Linked DNA regions of Homo sapiens: region 2 is linked to region 1. Evidence: chromatin loops called from intact Hi-C (ENCODE). Cell type or tissue: dorsolateral prefrontal cortex. All regions are shown on one strand. Each heading gives the region's core, and the rest is flanking DNA. Links, peaks and the distances in the headings are about the cores only. Region 1 overlaps ARMC9 (armadillo repeat containing 9). Region 2 overlaps ARMC9 (armadillo repeat containing 9).

Region 1 (8,328 bases), core at 21-8,020:
TAGTTTCGCCCTACACATGATCTGCTCTTACCCCCAGCCTGTGTTCCCCGTATTGTTAATGGCATCGCTATCCTCCCAGCTACCTAGGGTCCAAGGTTACCAGCCTTTGGTTACTCATGTCATGCCTCCTGAGTTCCCAACTCCTGCAGGTCCCACCTCCAGGAGCACCCTCTGCCATCAGCCAAGCTCAGCCCCACTCCCGCTGCAGCCTGCAGGCTCTCACGCCAGCCTGGGCTTAAATCTCTGTCCCACCAGCTACTGCCTTGGGACCCTAGACAAGTTTCTGAACCTCTCTGAACTTTGGTTTTCTTATCCATAAAATGGGGCTAAGAATAGCACACACCTGGCAGAAGGGTGAGGGGAATACACGGGAGAAAGCCAGGGAAGCTCTTGGCCCATGCCTGCACACGGAAGCACTGGGAAAATACTGGCTGTGTTGCCGCACTAAGCTCTTCCGGTCCCCAGTGAACTTGAACACTGATGCCAGAGTAGTCCTCTGAAGGCATGGCTCTGCTCACGTCTCTTGGGCTCACAAATCTTCAGTGAGTGTCCACTCTTTACTGTCTGGCTCCAATTCATCCTTCCAGCTTTGTCTCCCACCCTTGCCCTCCATACTCCCTGAGCTGTGGCCAAAGTGAACCCCCCTTGGTTAGCATCAGGCTGGTGCCTTGGCTCCTGCTGCTCCTCAGCTGGGATGTCACCTGCTCTGCAGTTTCAATCTGGAACCTATGCTTGAACACCTCTCTTATTTGCTAAGTTTCTTCCTTTAGTTTTTAATAAAAGTTCCTTTTGAAAGACTTCAGTTTTTGTCAATTGGGCTGAATAACAAGGGGAGCAATGTCAACGTTATGGCCAGATGCCTGGTGGCAGTCAACTGTCCCTGCTCTGGAACCTGGTTGACAGCAATGATGGGATAAAGGAAGTGGGAAAACCAAGAAGGGGGGTTTGGGGCCATGTAAGGTCCCTGGAACTCCTTCAGGCCCAGAGTCCATTTCCGAGAGGAGAGGGAGATGAGACTAGATATTCAGTGAGGCCAGGCTGTGGAGGTTTCATGTTTTAGCCATGTCTTCCATTCCCTCTACGCTGATGCTTTGATTGGAGCTTGCCTGGCCCTGGAGGGACTGCCCCTTCCAGAACTAGTCAGCTCTTAGGAATATTAAAACATTTGCCCCCAAGTGTGCTTTCCAAATACAAATCAACCAATCCAGAGCTCACACCCCAACCATCTCCTTTATTGGGCTCTTACACGCCTGGCCATTATCCACCTGCCCTAATCACCCCAGGGCTAGGTGCCAGACAAGTAGGGAAAGCCCCTTTGCTCGAGAGCCCACTGAAATTCATCCAAACGAAACAGTCCTCAGCATGCTTATGCCACCTCACCTATACTTACCCCTCTCTCAGCCTCTTGCTCCACCCCAGTGCTTCCTTGTGTGACTCCCTGTGGTGTGGCACGCCCCTGCCCCTGGGGCACTGTGAGCAGCAAACTGTCTTTTCCATGGAGCAGAGCTGTTCCCAGGCAAAATTGAGATGGAGAGGGGAGAACACCAGGGCAAGGGAAAGGAAAACCAGGGGCACCTTGAGGTTTGCACTGGAGCCCTCTGGAGAGGCACTCTCAGAGGAACTCAATGATCCAGCCCTGAGCACCATCCTTGGGCCAGACACCCTAGAGCTCCACATCCGTGCTAAGGCCACCTGTGGCTCTGGTCAAGAAGGGAAGGAAGAATAAGATTATAAAACTCTTGCTTTGTGTTAAGCTTCACTGTCGCTTCCCCTGTTGTTCAAGACTCACTGCCCAGATCCTCTGTGTGGATTACAAGTCCCATGTTGTTTCTTATTGTCTCCTTGCCTGAGTTCTATTTTTTTTTTTTCCTCCTTGCCTGAGTTCTTAGGCCTCACTTGGAAGATCTTGTTACTCTTGACTGCTTGGACAATTAGCTTGTTCCTATCTTGTTCAGCCCATCTTCTTGAATTTAACTTCTTGCTCTCGAGATGTATACAAGTTCCATGCCCCGGTCTAGCTAGTTCTGATTGCACTTTGTTGGATCTGTCATGCTGTGTTTCATTACAATTCCATTATAGCACTAATGTGACCAACAGCCACATTTTTCTATTTCTTGTCTCAAATTCTAAGAAAAGTATCGATTTGGCCATTATACTGTTCTAACTCTACCAATTAGCTTCTTCAAATGATTCACATTTGAATTTATTCACATTGGATTATTCTCCAAATGATTCTGGATATTAAAAAAAGGTGGCAATGACTCAAGTCTTTATGTATCAGGTATTTAAATTAGATTTGAAGCACAGTATAAAAAGGCCTCAAAACAATGGAGACATACTATGCTCATGGTATAAAACACTCAAATTGATTTATAGATTTAATGTAGTCCCAATCAAAATCCCAACTAGTGGCAAGAAGGAGGGAAGTAATAAGGGAGGGAAAGTTCTCTGACTCATGGAAGGGAGGAATCTATTCCAAAGAAGCTGGATGAAACTGCCAGTAAAAAATAAATATGATGAAAGCTGTCTTTCCCTCAGTTTTACAGATGTCAATAATTTACCTTATTGTAACTTATGTAACAGAATATATTTAACTATGTCAGTTAAGTTGGAGTGTAAACGTCAGTTAAGTTGGAGTGCAATTTTGAGACCAATCATTCGGAGTTTAATGAAAAAGAATTTGACTATTTAAACAAGATGAGTTTGTTTAAATATTGATGAGTGATGAGTTTATTTAAATCGTGATGAGTTCTTTAAAAGTGAGAAATTGAACATTTGTTTTTTATCACTTTTCAAACTAGAAATTAAAAAGCCACTGCAGCTGTATGATGGGTAGACAGGAATCCTCTCTACTATTTTTTTTCTGTAAATCTAAAATTATTCTCCCCCCACCACCCAAAATTTTAAAACACGGCCAGTAAAGAACCTTGCAGGGTAGGTAAGTTATATTGCCTTCGCTAGAGAAACACACACGATAGCCTTGTACAGCTGCCACTGCTGAATGCCTGCTGGATGGAAAGTTACAAAAGAAATCACATTAGTGTCACTTTCCAATGAAACAATAGCCTGTCGAATTAAAGATGAAGCTGTAAACGTGAATGCTGAGTTAATATCTCATCTGCAGAACTACGCCTGGATTTGTTATTTTGCTTGTAATCTTCCAGTATCAACAGTCACTAATCACAAAGATCTCTTATGTAAATACTTGGCAACGAAGCACAAGTAATACTGGCTGAAATACTTAAAGTGTTGGATGCTTTACTGACTTTCATGGTTTATCCTGGAACAAATGCATTGACATTTCCACTCATGATACAAAAGCAATGATGGGTAAAACCACTGGTGCCTTAGCACAAACCAAGGCAGCGATCTCAAACTCTAGTAGCAGTCACTGTATTTCACCATAGATAAATACGGGGATGATGATAGATGATAGATGACAGGTAGATAGAGTTTCATTTAAGGCTGTCCTTGATGAACTGGTAGGAATTAATTTTATTAACTCTTAACCCTTATGGCCCATCTTTTGGAATGTACAGGCAGATAAAGCAGTACTGCTATACTAAAGCGGATGGTTATCTTCAGGAATGGGACTTGTGAGATAAAGTTGCAAGCCACTTTTTTCAAGGAACACCATTTTCATTTGAAAGAGTAACTGACAGACTATGGTTATTTAGACTTAAGTATACAGCAGATGTCTTCTCAAAAATTAATGAAGTGAGCCTGTCACTTTAAGGAAAACAACCAATAGTATTTGTCAGCAATAATACAATTTAAACTTTCAAGAAAAAATGAGAATTTTGAGAAACCTATATCTGCCATTGTGAGCTCAATAGCTTCCCAATACCTAAAGGCTTTTCTGATGCTATTGGTGTTGATAATACACAATTTCTTATGTTATATAATAAAATGTATCAACATTTGGGGCTGGGCACAGTGGCTCACACCTGTAATCCCAGCACTTTGGGAGGACGAGGTGGGCAGATCACCTGAGGTCAGGAGTTCAAGATCAGCCTGGCCAACATAGTGAAGCCCTGTCTCTACTAAAAATACAAAAAATTAGCCAGGCGTGGTGGCACATGCCTGTAACCCAGCTACTTGGGAGGCTGAGGCAAAAGAACCACTTGAACCCAGGAGGCGGAGGTTGCAGCTGGCCGAGAGATGGCACCATTGCACTCCAGCCTGGGCGATAGAGTGAGACTTCGTCTCAAACAAACAAAAAATTTGGAAAAACTGTAAAACTTGGTAAGCCAATATTTTCCAAATGATCAATGAATTATAATACAAAATCCTGCATGGGTAAAAGAGCTATTGAAAATATGAAACAGGCAGGATGCCAGTAGAAATTGGGAAGTAAGAAAAGCAATATGATAATAATAATGATTATTATTATTATTGAGATGCAGTCTCTGTTGCCAGGCTGGAGTGCAGTGGCGCGATCTCGGCTCACTGCAACCTCTGCCTCCTGGGCTCAAGCAATTCTCCTGCCTTTGTCTCCGGAGTAGCTGGGACTACAGGCGTGCGCCACCACACCCAGCTAACTTTTGTATTTTCAGTAGAGATGGGGTTTTACCATGTTGGCCAGGATGGTCTTGATCTCTTGACCCAGTGATCCATCCACCTTGGCCTCCCAAAGTGCTGAGATTACAGGCGTGAGCCACCACGCCTGGCCATAATTATTTTTTTGAGACTGAGTCTCGCTCTGTTGCCCAGTCTGGAGTGCAGTAGCGCAATCTCGGCTCACTGCAACCTCCACCTCCCAGGTTCAAGCAATTTTCATGCCTCAGCCTCTGAGTAGCTAGGATTACAAGCATGCACCATCACACCCGGCTAATTTTTGTATTTTAGTAGAAATGGGGTTTCATCATGTTGGCCAGGCTGGTCTTGAACTCCTGGCCTCAGGTGATCCACCGGCCTTAGCCTCCCAAAATGCTGGGATTACAGGCATGAGCCACCGCACCTGGTCTGAAAGTCAATATAAATAAATACACCATATCAGTAGTATGAAAGGGAAAAAATCAAAGAATGATCATCTCATATGATGAAGAAAAAGCATTTAACAAAACCCAACACTCAGCAAACTAGGAACAGAGGGAAACTTTCTTAATCTTATAATCAGATCTATGAAAAAATCCCAGCTAACGCTGTACTAGATGGAGAAGGACTGAAAACATTCACTGTAAGATCAGGAACAAGCAAAAGATGCCTGCTCTCTCCACTTCTATTTGGCATTGTACTAGAGTCTCTAGCCAGCACAATCAGGCAAGGCAAGAAAATAAAGGATAGCTAGATTGAAAAGGAAGTAAAATGATCTCTATTCACAGATGACACAATCTTGTTATACAGAAAATCCTAAGGAATTCAAAACAAAACAAAACAAAACAAAACAACCCAAACAAACCCAAAACCCACAACAAACAAAAAACTCTTTGAGCTAATAAATTCAGTAAGGTTGTAGGATACAAGTTCAATATTCTAAAATCAATTGTATTTCTATACATTAGCACATCTGATTGTTAGGGAACAATCAGAAAATCAAATTAACAAAATGCAAAATAGATCAATAGATTTTAATTAACAAGATAAAAATGACTATTTACTTATTTATTTATTTTTTTGAGACGGAGTCTCGCTCCGTCACCCAGGCTGGAGTGCAGTGGTGTGATCTTGGCTCACTGCAATCTCCGCATCCCGGGTTCAGGCGATTCTCCCACCTCAGCCTCCAGAGTAGCTGAGATTACAGGCGCACACCACGATGCCCAGCTAATTTTTGTATTTTTGGTAGAGACAGGGTTTCACCATGTTGGCCAGGCTGGTCTCAAAACTCCTGACCTCAGGTGATCCACCCACCTGGGGCTCCGAAAGTGCTGAGATTACAGGCGTGAGCCACTGCACCCAGCCAATAAAAATGATATTTAAAATTGGTTTCTAATTCCACATTGCAACTAACTTTTAATAAACTATTACCTGTCTGGTTTTAAAGTAATATTGAGCAAAAATATCTATCTGAAAAGGCTTTGAAAATACTTCACCCCTTTCCAAGTACACAGGTGTGTGAGGCTAGATTTTCTTTATGTCCTTCAATCAAAACAACATATGACAACAGATACAGCCCAGATCAAACTGTGTTTTTCTGATCCAGACATTAAAGAGATTGGCAAAAAAAAAAAAAAAAAAAAAAAAACAAACCCACAATGCTACACTTTTTCATAAAATTTTGTTTTGAAAAATAATTCTTTTTCATAAGAATATCTTATTTATATTAATGTAATGGATTTACTATTGCCATTTTAAGTTATTTAATATTTTAATATTTAACATTTTATCATATTTAAGTTCTCATTTAAAAAATTTTGATAGACAAAATACTCATTAACTCTTCAGAATCTTCAGTAATTTTTAAGAATGTAAATGGCTCCTGAAACCAAAAATTGGAGAATGGTTACTTCAAACCTTATATAAACATATATGTTTTTCTTTCCTATGCATAACATATTTAATGACTACAACTTAGATGAAAAAATTAAAATCTTAAAAGAAAACCTAGGAGACTACATGTAAAATTTAGGGTTAGGGAAGACCTTAACCAGGACAGGAGACCCAGGAACTATAAAATAAAAGCGAATATATTTAACTTTTTTTTTTTGAGATGGAGTCTTGCTCTGCCCAGGCTGGAGTGCAGCGGCGTGATGTTGGATCACTGCAACCTCCACCTCCCGGGTTCAAATGATTCTTGCGCCTCAGACTACCGAGTAGCTTGGATTACAGGTGTGCACCACCACGCCCAGCTGATTTTTGTATTTTTAGTAGAGACAGGGTTTCACCATGTTGGCCAGGGTGGTCTTGAACTCCTGGCCTCAGGTGATGTGCCTGTTTTGGCCTCTCAAATTGCTGGGATTCAGGCGTGAGCCACCACATCCCGCCTCAATCTTTAACTTAAAAAAAATTTTAAAAAAGATTTGTGGCAAAAGAGATTAGAAAAAATATATCTTTAAAACATTTGTAATGATGGTGAAAAGGGTTTGGAAAGAAGCACAACTGAAAAAAACAGAAAGGATATGAAATTGGAAATGTACAATGTAGCAAATCCAAATCCAGATTGGCAAAAACATTAAAAAAAAATAGAGTAACAGCACCTATTGCTAGTGGAGATGGAGGGAAGAGGCTCCTTCATGTTCTCCTAGTGAAATCTGAATTATTAACAGCCTTTGAAAAGAGCAATCTGGAAAAATCTATTATTAAAAAAATACTTTTTCATCCAGCAGCAAGAGCCCATATAAATAAAAGCCCTGGTAAATAAGGATATTTTTACAAAGATTTTACTACAGCATTGTTTGAAATAGCAAAAAATCTAGAAAATTATACATTCATAGCATTAAAAAGTATCAACTTGCTACACTGCCTAACTCAGAAGGACTTTCAAGAAACATTAACAAGAGAAAAAGGCAACATGGTGTAGAAGTATGTGTATTTCTATCTCTATGTTATCTCATTTTGAAAAACAAATACTGACAAAAGTATATATGGATCTGTGTGTAGTACATACCTCCGTGTACTCTGTGTGTGCATCTTTTAAGTATGAAAGCGCATGCACACACTAGATCACTAACATGGGTTTCTTGGGGGGGTTGATGTGAGTGCAGTGGAGAGGCAAAGGATAAAGCTTATGCTTGTGCTGTCTCCCCCAGAGGATGCCACCCCTGCTGGCCACACCCTTCCCTTCCTCAACTCATCTCACTTCCTCTTTACCCCACGCCAGCCATCTCCCAGTATTCCTGGAGTACTTGGAATTTCTGTGGCACTTCCTGTGTCTATCACCTTTATGAATCTGTGATCACATATTTATTTTCTGTTATTTGCTATTTTGCATTCATGTATGTCTCACAAGAAGGTAATATAGGGCAGTGGTTAGGAGCATGGACCACTGAGTCAGACCACCTGGATTTGAATCCCAGCCCCATCACAGTTACTTATTAGCTGTGTGAACTTGGCAAGTGACCTATTTTCTCTCTGTCTCTTCATCTGTGAAATGTGAATAAAAATAGCACCTACCACAGGGCTGCTAAGAAGAGGAGATGACTGAACACCCATAAGGCGCCTAGAACAGTGCCTGGCACCCGGCACTGCCAGCAGGCGGGAGCTGCTGTTGTCAGAATCACTGTGATCTTCCCTATCTAGGCTGGAAATTCTTGGAGGTATTTTAAACCACAGATACTCTTTTAGATTTCTTTTGCATCCCTTCCCCATTAGTTCCTACAATAGTGTTATTTCGAGGCCCTCAAATATTTGTTGAGTAAATATATGAGCAACTCTTAGATCTGAGCACTT
Region 2 (8,328 bases), core at 208-8,207, 54 kb before region 1:
AGATGGAACAACTTGTACTTCTCCCTCCTTCCATCCTCTTCTTCCTCACACTGAACTCCCAGGCTTAAAATAAGAGCTGGCTTCAGTGACTGACACCAAGGGGAGGGCACCTCTGGGTTGGACCCTGAGGGGTCTTTGTGCTCAGTAGAATCTTGGGGGGCCAGCTAGGCAACGCTGCTTGATGTAATGAGGTCCCTCAGGGTCGGCTGCCTACCTACTGTGAAAACAGTTATTTCTGGGGAGAGAGGGCTGTCCCCAGTGGAGAGCCTCAGAAATGAACTCAGCATTTGCAGGAAGTAAAAAGAAGTGGCCTATACCGGAAGCGTAGGTTTGGCCTGGCTGAACCGCAGGGGAGGATCCAGTCTGGACTGGGGGCATGAGATAGCTCTAGCCCACTCCTCAGAGGTCTCTCATTTTGAGTCCCCATTTCAGGGGGATGCTGAGAGCCTGAGAACCCCTGGTCTAGCTGACAAGCTCCTCTTCAGCCACAGAAAGAGGGGAGGAGGCCCAGGTAGGGGAGGTAGGTCCCTGGGTCCCCAGGCAGGTTGGCAGTGGAACTGGAGGAGTCCAGAGGCTTGGCCCCTCCCCCAGTAATGCAGCCACCTTTGACCCCGTGCTTCTTAAAGATAGCTGGGACTGCCCCCACCCTTCCCTAGCCCAGGTCTTGAAGTCCTTCCCATCCTTCCCACAGTTCCGATTTCGGCTTCTAGCCCATCCCACCCAAGGAAGCTCAGCACACTTGTCTGCGCCCCCTTTCTCTTACATCCTCCTCCTGTCTGCCACTCCCCATTGATTTCTCTTCCTGCCTCTTTCTCTCTCCGATTTTCTCCACCAGTGGGTGCAGGTTCTGCTCAGTCTTCCTGCCTGTCCTCTCCGGGGGCCCCCAGAACTAAGCTGAGCCTGCTCCAGCCCCATATTTTACCGCAGGAGGTTGGCTTCCTTCATGGCCAGGAGGAAGTGGTGAGGGGCAGCTGGCATGCCTGGTGGTCAGGGACAGGCAGGGTCTGAGACCCAGGCCAGGCCCCTCTCCCTGAGCAGGTTTCTCCAGATCCAAAAGAAAGAGCTGGCGAGATTGGAAAGGTCCTTTCTAGACCCTAAAGAACCCCTAATAACCCACAGGGCCAGTCTGTGCTCACGTGGCACAGTGGAAGAGAGGACACTATTTTTTTTTTTCTTCTGCTCGGGGGTCCAGTTTTTTCTTTTCTTTTTTTTTTTTTAGTTTTTTGATTTTTTTTTTTTTTTTGAGACAGGGTCTCACTATGTTGCCCAGGCTAGTTTCAAACTCCTGGGCTCAAGCAATCCTCCTGCCTCAGCCTCCCAAAGTGTTGGGATTACAGGCGTGCGCCACCACGCCCCAGCCTGGAGGCCCAGTTTCTGTTTCAGGAAGTGACCTCTGAGCCAAACCATTTACTCACCTCCTTCTCCATCTTTCTGCCCTACAGCCCACTTCCTCCAAATGCAAAAAGCTGACAGGACACTGTCCCTAAGTCACCCCATCACCCAGCCCTGGACAAGTCCGCCTGGCAGTTTTGAAAACTAGTCCCATGGGCATGCTTCTGAGTGCTGTGTCCTTCCCGTCTGACTGATGGCTCTCAGGCAGCACAGCCCTCCGAGGTGGTCAGGAGTGGCGGCTGCACTCCGCTGGGAATCTTGACACTGCTCCTTAGCCTCCCCTGTCAGAGGCTGGGCCTCAGAGGAGCCTTCCAGGTCTCCTGGGTGCTCTGCATCCGGCGTGGGGCGCCCACTCCCAGAGCTCCGAGAGTCAGGTTCGAGGCCTTGTGATATCCCCCTTACCTGGTGGTCACTCCATTGCCTGGGTCCTGGGGCGCCTCCCTTGGCTGGCGGGGGGTCCCCGTGGGGGCTGGGCGAGGCTCTTCCTGGCGTCCTCTTGGGAGCCACTCTCCTGGCTTGGCGATGATGGCTGCTGGGGAGGAGGAGAGAAAGTTCAGTCCACATCTGCTCTGGAGCCCCTCTAAGGATGCCCTCTCGTGGGCTGGGTTGGAAAGCCAAGAAAAGCACGCACCCCAGGCCAGGCCCTGCGGGCTCCCTGGCGCCTGTGGCTTGGGATACTTGTTTACTCGTGCAGCCCGGGAACTTGCCAGGTAGCGGGGGATGGCAGGCACACTGCTGGTGGTGACAGGCACAGCCCAGGGAGGTTCAGATCACCCTGGCCGCTCAGCCTTCCTGGCACCCCTCAGCCTCTGGAAAGCCCTCAGAACAACAAATTGTCTCCCTGGGCCATGGCTAGGCGCCCCCAGACAGAATGTGGAGGCCCATTTGCTTATCTGAAACTCAAATGTAACTGGGTGGTGTGTAGTTTTATTTGCTAAAACCAACAACCTGAGAGGTAGGGTGCTCCTCACCGAGCAGCCCAAGGCTCCTTAATGCTGAACCACTCGGTACACCCAGGGTGGCCAGGAAGTGCCCTAACTCCCAGTGACTTGTGCTGTAGCTGATGCCCACCCAGAACCAGGCCACCCGGGACACGCAGGAGCCCTTCACGGGGAAGCAGACGGAGAATCCCAGATAGCATCATAGCATACGGAGGGCTCCCCAAGGGCCTGGGAACAGATGTTCCTGCATCTCAGATGCCACGCACCCCTTCCCCCACCCCGCCTCTCCTCTTCTCCTACAGCTGAAGGGGTCCATGTCACTGCTGCAGCGACACTGTGACAGAGGCTGCATCCGTGACTCCCTTAGGCCAAGCTCCTCTCAGCTCTTTCATTTTAGCAGCTCCTCTGTGGCTTTGCAATGTGATCTGTTTAATCTTAAATATAAAGGGATCTTCCCTGCAGGTTTCCCTGTAGCAAGGGGCTTTGACTTCCAGATAATTCTCTTTTGACCCAAACGAGAATCTATTTCTGATACCAGAACCCAGCGGGTGGCACTGGGCGGTCTCCACCTGGATCTGGGTCTAGAAATAGAGCTTCAGGACAGGAGGCACATGCTCAGTGTGCTTAGAATAAGGCCAGGAGAAAAAGCGTAGGTGTACAAGAGAATACTTGAGTGAAGTCACACCGAATTGCTGGGCTACACGCAGGGGAACCCCATTACAACGTGTGGAGTCACAAAGCTGTGCCCACGCCAGGCAAGTCCTCTAGGACCAGGACCAGGAGCTTCCCAGGGGGTGTGAGCGTAGGGGACGGGGTGGTCATAAAAAAGGAGGAACTGAGCTGGAGTGTCCCAAGACCATGAGGTGGTCTTGGTTCAACTGTCCCCTTCTCCTCTCCTACTTCCTCCAGCACAGGCCACACTGAAGACTTTCAGAGGTCCCACCAAGAACAAGAGACCAGCTGAGCACGGTGGCTCACGCCTGTAATCCCACCACTTTGGGAGGCTGGGGCAGGCAGATCACTTGAGGCCAGGAGTTTGAGACCAGCCTGGCCAACATGGTAAAACCCTGTCTCTACTAAAAATACAAAAATTAGCCGGGTATGGTAACACATGCCTGTAATCCCAGCTACTCAGGAGGCTGAGGCAGGGGAATCACTTGAACCCCGGGAGGCGGAGTTTGCAGTGAGCCAAGATCGCACCACTGCACTCCAGCCTGGGTGAGAGAGCGAGACTCCATCTCAAAAAAAAAAAAAAAAAAAAACAGGAGACCCCCCTAACTAAGACAGCCAGGAGCTAGGAGATGGGGCAGCCATGGGTGTGCACCGGGGTCTTCCTGGGACAGTAGTATCTCTTGCCTGCTGGTCCATTTCAGACAGGGCTGGGCATTTTAACTCCCAGGGCTATGAAGTCCCAAGGCATGTGATTTTGATATTGAAGATAGTCCTGGTTGGTGGGGAAATGAGAATAGCTTTCCTTAGGCCAACGTTCTGCAAAATGCTAAGCCATATTATTGGCCTTTTCCCTTGGGAACTATTTCCTGTTGGCATTTGGGGCTGTCTTTTGCCTAGAATGTACTTTCTGGGCCTGCACTCAACCGATCAAGCAGTTTGAGGGTCCAACAGGTTCCTCCTCATGAGTTTTCCCTGCGGTGCTGACTGAACGCAAAGCGCAAAGGCTCTTCCTCAAGAAACTCAGCGTGAAGGTGGGGGTTTCCACGGGGTCTCTGGGTGGGGCGTTAGTTCCCAGCACAGGCCAGACTCAGCAGCGAGCTGTGTGCAAGGAGACCTGTGGGGAGCGCTGCCTGGGGCCAGGATGGGCCTGGGGCAAGGTGAGTGAGAGAAGGGAAGTGGAGGGGGCCCCATGCCTGTAATCCCAGCACTTTGGGAGGCCGAGGCGGGAGGATCGCTTGAGCCCAAGGGTTCAAGACCAGCCTGGGCAGCACAGAGAGACACCTCTCTCTACAATCAATCAATCAATCAATCAATCAATCAATTGAAGTGGAGGGGAGGGATGGAGAAGCAGGACTGTCTGGAGGAAGTCAGAGCAAGCTCCTGAGCAGGGAAGGAATGAAGCAGAAGGCAACATGGCTCAGGGGTGCCCATGCCCAGCCCAGCACTGCCCACTCCCTGCTGTCCCTGCTGCTCATCCCCCTCCCCCTCATTCATACCCTGGCTTAATGGACTTAACCGCAGTCCCCCTATCTGCAAAGCCCAGATGGAGCACAGAAGCAGAGGGCTGTTTGCCATCCATCCCTTAGGCAGAGGCAGGTGACAGGACAGGGAGAGGGGCAGGGAGGCCAACTGGGGAGACGCAACAGGCCGTGGGCAGGCCTGTCTGAAAGAAGGTCAGAATGGAATCTACTCCAAGCGTGGCAAAGGCTTACTCATGACCCAGAGGAAACTGCACCTGGGGCTTGGTTTTTCCAAAGGAAGAACTTTTTGTCAAGTAAAAGGATTTTAAAGGAGACTAAGAGGGCCAGGCATGATGGCTCACGCCTGTAATCCCAGTGCTTTGGGAGGCTCAGGCAGGAGGATTACTTGAGACTAGGAGTTCAAGACCAGCCTAGGCAACAGCAAACTTCGTCTTTACAAAAAATAGAAAACCACTTTGCCTGGTATGGTGGTGCATCTGTAGTGCCAGCTACTCAGGAAGCTGATGCGGGAGGATCGCTTAGGAATGTGAGGCTGCAGTGAGCTATGACTGGCCACTGCACTCCAGCCTGGGGGACAGAGTGAGACCTTGTCTCAAAATAAAATAAAATAAAGTAAAATAAAATAAAATAAAAGGAGGACTAGGGGTGTTGGCCTGAGGCTCAGAGCGGGCCTGGCAGGGCCAGGGAGGGCAGTGACTATTCCTGGTCTCTGGCAGGTGGAGAAGGGCAGGGCTGCGTGGGTCCGTGTCCTGGGTCCCAGCCAGGCTGAGCCAATAGGAGCAGGCTTAAGGAAGGGACACTCAGAACACGGTCTCAGCATTTGGGGCAGGTTAATGGGGGCACTGACAGCGGGATTTGGGAAAAGCACTGCTCTGCCTCCAGCCGGTCCATCTGGGGGCTGGTGGGCAGCTGCTGCCTCCCTAGGAAGAAGCACTGGCAACCGCCCGTGACCACCAAGGCTGAGTGTCCTGGTGGGTGCCCACCCTGTTCATGCAAGAACCCGGAATGTGCCTGGGCCCAGACTTTGTCAGGGCTAAAGTAAACTGTTCTTGAAAACAACAATAACATCAACATTGCAGCAGCTGCTCCTTGGCCATTTCCATCCATGCCAACCTCAAGTGCCTCCGCCCTGCAGGTAACAGCATGACAGCTTCCCAAAGGCACGTCCAATCAGTGCAAAAATAAAGGGCCTCTCAGTGGTCATTTTGGTAAAGCAAGGATGTTACCGCTACGTTACCCTGAATGTACTGTGGAGCCTTTCAGGAAGTCCAGGCCTAAGAACTTGAAATGTTTTAACTCAATGGCATTCAGTCAAATTGGCAAAACTTTTCAGACGCCCCCTAAGACCTCCACCCTGGCAGCAGAAATCTCTGGATAAATTACTAAGCTGCTCACCTTTGGAGAGCATATTAATATTTACAGCTTTAGTAAAGCACATGTAAAATAACTGATGATCAACGCTGGCAAAACCTCTGAAACTGCTCATCACCAAGAGACCCAGGAGTTGCAAATAACCCAGCCAGTGCTGACTCGTCACTAGCTACCGCTCTGCACCTGGGCCTGGAAGCGTCTGAATCCAATTGTGAGCAGATGCAAGTTCTCAGATGTTTCTCAGACAGGAATCCAACCCGTTCCTCTGTTGTTTTTCCTACTCAAATGGAAATTAGAGTCTTATCTGAACTGCTCATAATCCTTTTAATTTCCTTTCAAAAATTAAAAAAAATACTTTGTACATTTCTGATTCAAAGTATATATATTTTTTCTGGCATCTAAAAAATACTTTTATCTCCCATCAGCCTCTGGTTAACTCAGCTGGAAGTTTCAAAGGCGTTTGGATCCCAGAGTTGTTTGTGCTCTTAGTTGCACATTTCTGCCTCCGTCCAGCCTTCCAGCAGGCGGCTGGCCTTCTCTGCACCAGAATCTGAGCTATCAGAATCAGGGTCACAGATCAACATCAGCCCGGCATTCCTCCTCCGAAATTTCACATTAAAGCCGGCTTTCACCAGTCAGAAATCTTGCCCCAGGAGCTCCCAGACGGGACAACAGGCAGTGCTCTGAGAAGGGGACGCAGAGGACCAGCCCAGCATGGGTCTGGCTGTGGGCTGGGAATCCCGTGAGCCTCTGTGACACGGGGCTGTTGCTGAGACCAGAGGGCTTCCCAGGAGCAGACGTGCGTCTGCCACTCCTGCTGCTGTTTTGCGTAGGTTCTAGACATCACAATCCCAGAACTGACCCAGTGTGCTGCCCACATTCTTACATGAAGAGGAGACGCAGGACTCCGGGGTGCTGGGCTTGCCCTCCCTGTAGACAGCCTCGTGAGCGGCTGGCAGGGCCTGCGGGTGGCCGTTTCTGGCGTGCTGGGCTGTCTGGGGAGGTGTGTGTTGGTCTTCCACCCTGGAGAAAAACATGAAAAACGGCAGTGAGTACAGCCAGCCAGGAGATTCGGACTGCCGACTGCCGACTGCAGCATCACAAATACAGGAGGGGGCGGTGCCTCAAAGTCTTGTTAAACCATCATTAGCATATCAGACCTTCTAAAGGGTCTTGGCAGGAGCCAGGAGGCTGACCCTGTGAGGCAGTAGCCTCCCCTTGTTCCTGTTAGCCCCCTTCTGTATTCACAGTGATACATGGCGTGGTGTATTCCTAACACACAATTACGTGTTACGACCCTGGGTGACATGGGACCATGACATTTCAAGCAAACAACGTAAGGCACGGATCTGCTGGTTTCTCCAAGGATGAAGCAGATGAATGAAGGGATGAATCCAACCAGAGAAGACATAACATGTCATGTCAGCCGTGGCAAGTGTTGGCCAAGAACGAGACTGCAGAACTTTCTTCTTTTTTTCTTAGAGACAGGGTCTCACTCTGTCGCCCAGGCTGGAGTGCCATGGTGCAACCACAGCTCACTTGTAGCCTTGACCTCCCAGGCTCAAGTGATCCTCCCATCTCAGCCTCTGGAGTAGCTGGGACTACAGATGGGCGCCTCCACACTCAACTGATTTTTTTATTTTTTGTAGAGACAAGGTCTCTCCATGTTGCTAGGACTGGTCTCGAACTCCTGGGCTCAAGCAATCCTCTCACCTTGGCCTCCCAAAGTGCTGGGATTACAGGTGTGAGCCACTGTGACTGGCCTAGAACTTACTTTCTTGTAACACTACCTAAAGGATGTGTGCAGAACAGCTCCTTTGCAGTGCCTAATGTTGGCACCCAAGCTGGGGGAGACACCTTCGCCCAGCAGACAAGTGCTGAGAGCTTCATTGCACCAGATCCAGCCAGTTGCAAGGGCCAGCTGGCTGGGACAGCCTCATTGGGTCAACCTTGACCACAGATCCCCGAGGAAGGCCCTCCAGTTATCTGTAAGGCAACGGAGCCCTCGCTCCCCCTTCAACAAGGAGATATGGGCCACCTAATCCAACAAGGGCTCAGTGGGGAACACACGACAAGCTCATGCCTGCCTAGGGCTGGACCCTGCAAATGGTTGTTTTTGAATGTCAATTTCATATGTCTGGCTAGGCGTGGTGGCTCATGCCTGTAATCCCAGCACTTTGGGAGGCCAAGGCGGGCAGATCACTTGAGGTCAGGAGTTTGAGACCAGCTTGGCCAACATGGTGAAACCCCGTCTCTACTAAAAATATAAAAATTAGTGGGACGTGGTGATGTATGCCTGTAGTCCCAGCTACTCAAGAGGCTGAGGCAGGAGAATCGCTTGAGCCAGGGAGGCGGAGGTTGTAGTGAGCCAAGATTGCGCCATTGCACTCCAGCCTGGGCAACAGAGTGAGACTCTGTCTCAAAAAAAAAAAAAAAAAAAAAAATTCACATGGCTCAACCCAAAGTCAAAG

What was found. Peaks named below come from ENCODE experiments on the same cell type or tissue, not always from the same donor. Only the 100,000 strongest peaks of a DNase experiment are listed, where the experiment ranks them.
Region 2: a loop joins it to region 1, with 7 times the contacts of the local background. A loop is called at or near these places in 8 of 110 quality-filtered maps.

The regions. Positions count from the first base shown.
Region 1 is chr2:231,300,294-231,308,621 of GRCh38, reverse strand. All of the region lies in intron 19 of ARMC9 (armadillo repeat containing 9), which reads right to left. Among named protein-coding and RNA genes, the nearest start is that of MIR4777, 58 kb to the left of the region's middle. In dorsolateral prefrontal cortex, for the core only: no CTCF peak of the experiment used is centred there; no DNase peak of the experiment used is centred there; H3K27ac peaks cover 68 bases.
Region 2 is chr2:231,354,350-231,362,677 of GRCh38, reverse strand. It overlaps ARMC9 (armadillo repeat containing 9), which reads right to left. Exons shown (of 25, transcript NM_001352754.2): 22 at 6,744-6,880; 23 at 1,795-1,924. Among named protein-coding and RNA genes, the nearest start is that of MIR4777, 4.2 kb to the left of the region's middle. RefSeq lists an enhancer at 1,366-2,009 and a silencer at 1,887-2,181. In dorsolateral prefrontal cortex, for the core only: no CTCF peak of the experiment used is centred there; no DNase peak of the experiment used is centred there; H3K27ac peaks cover 3,407 bases.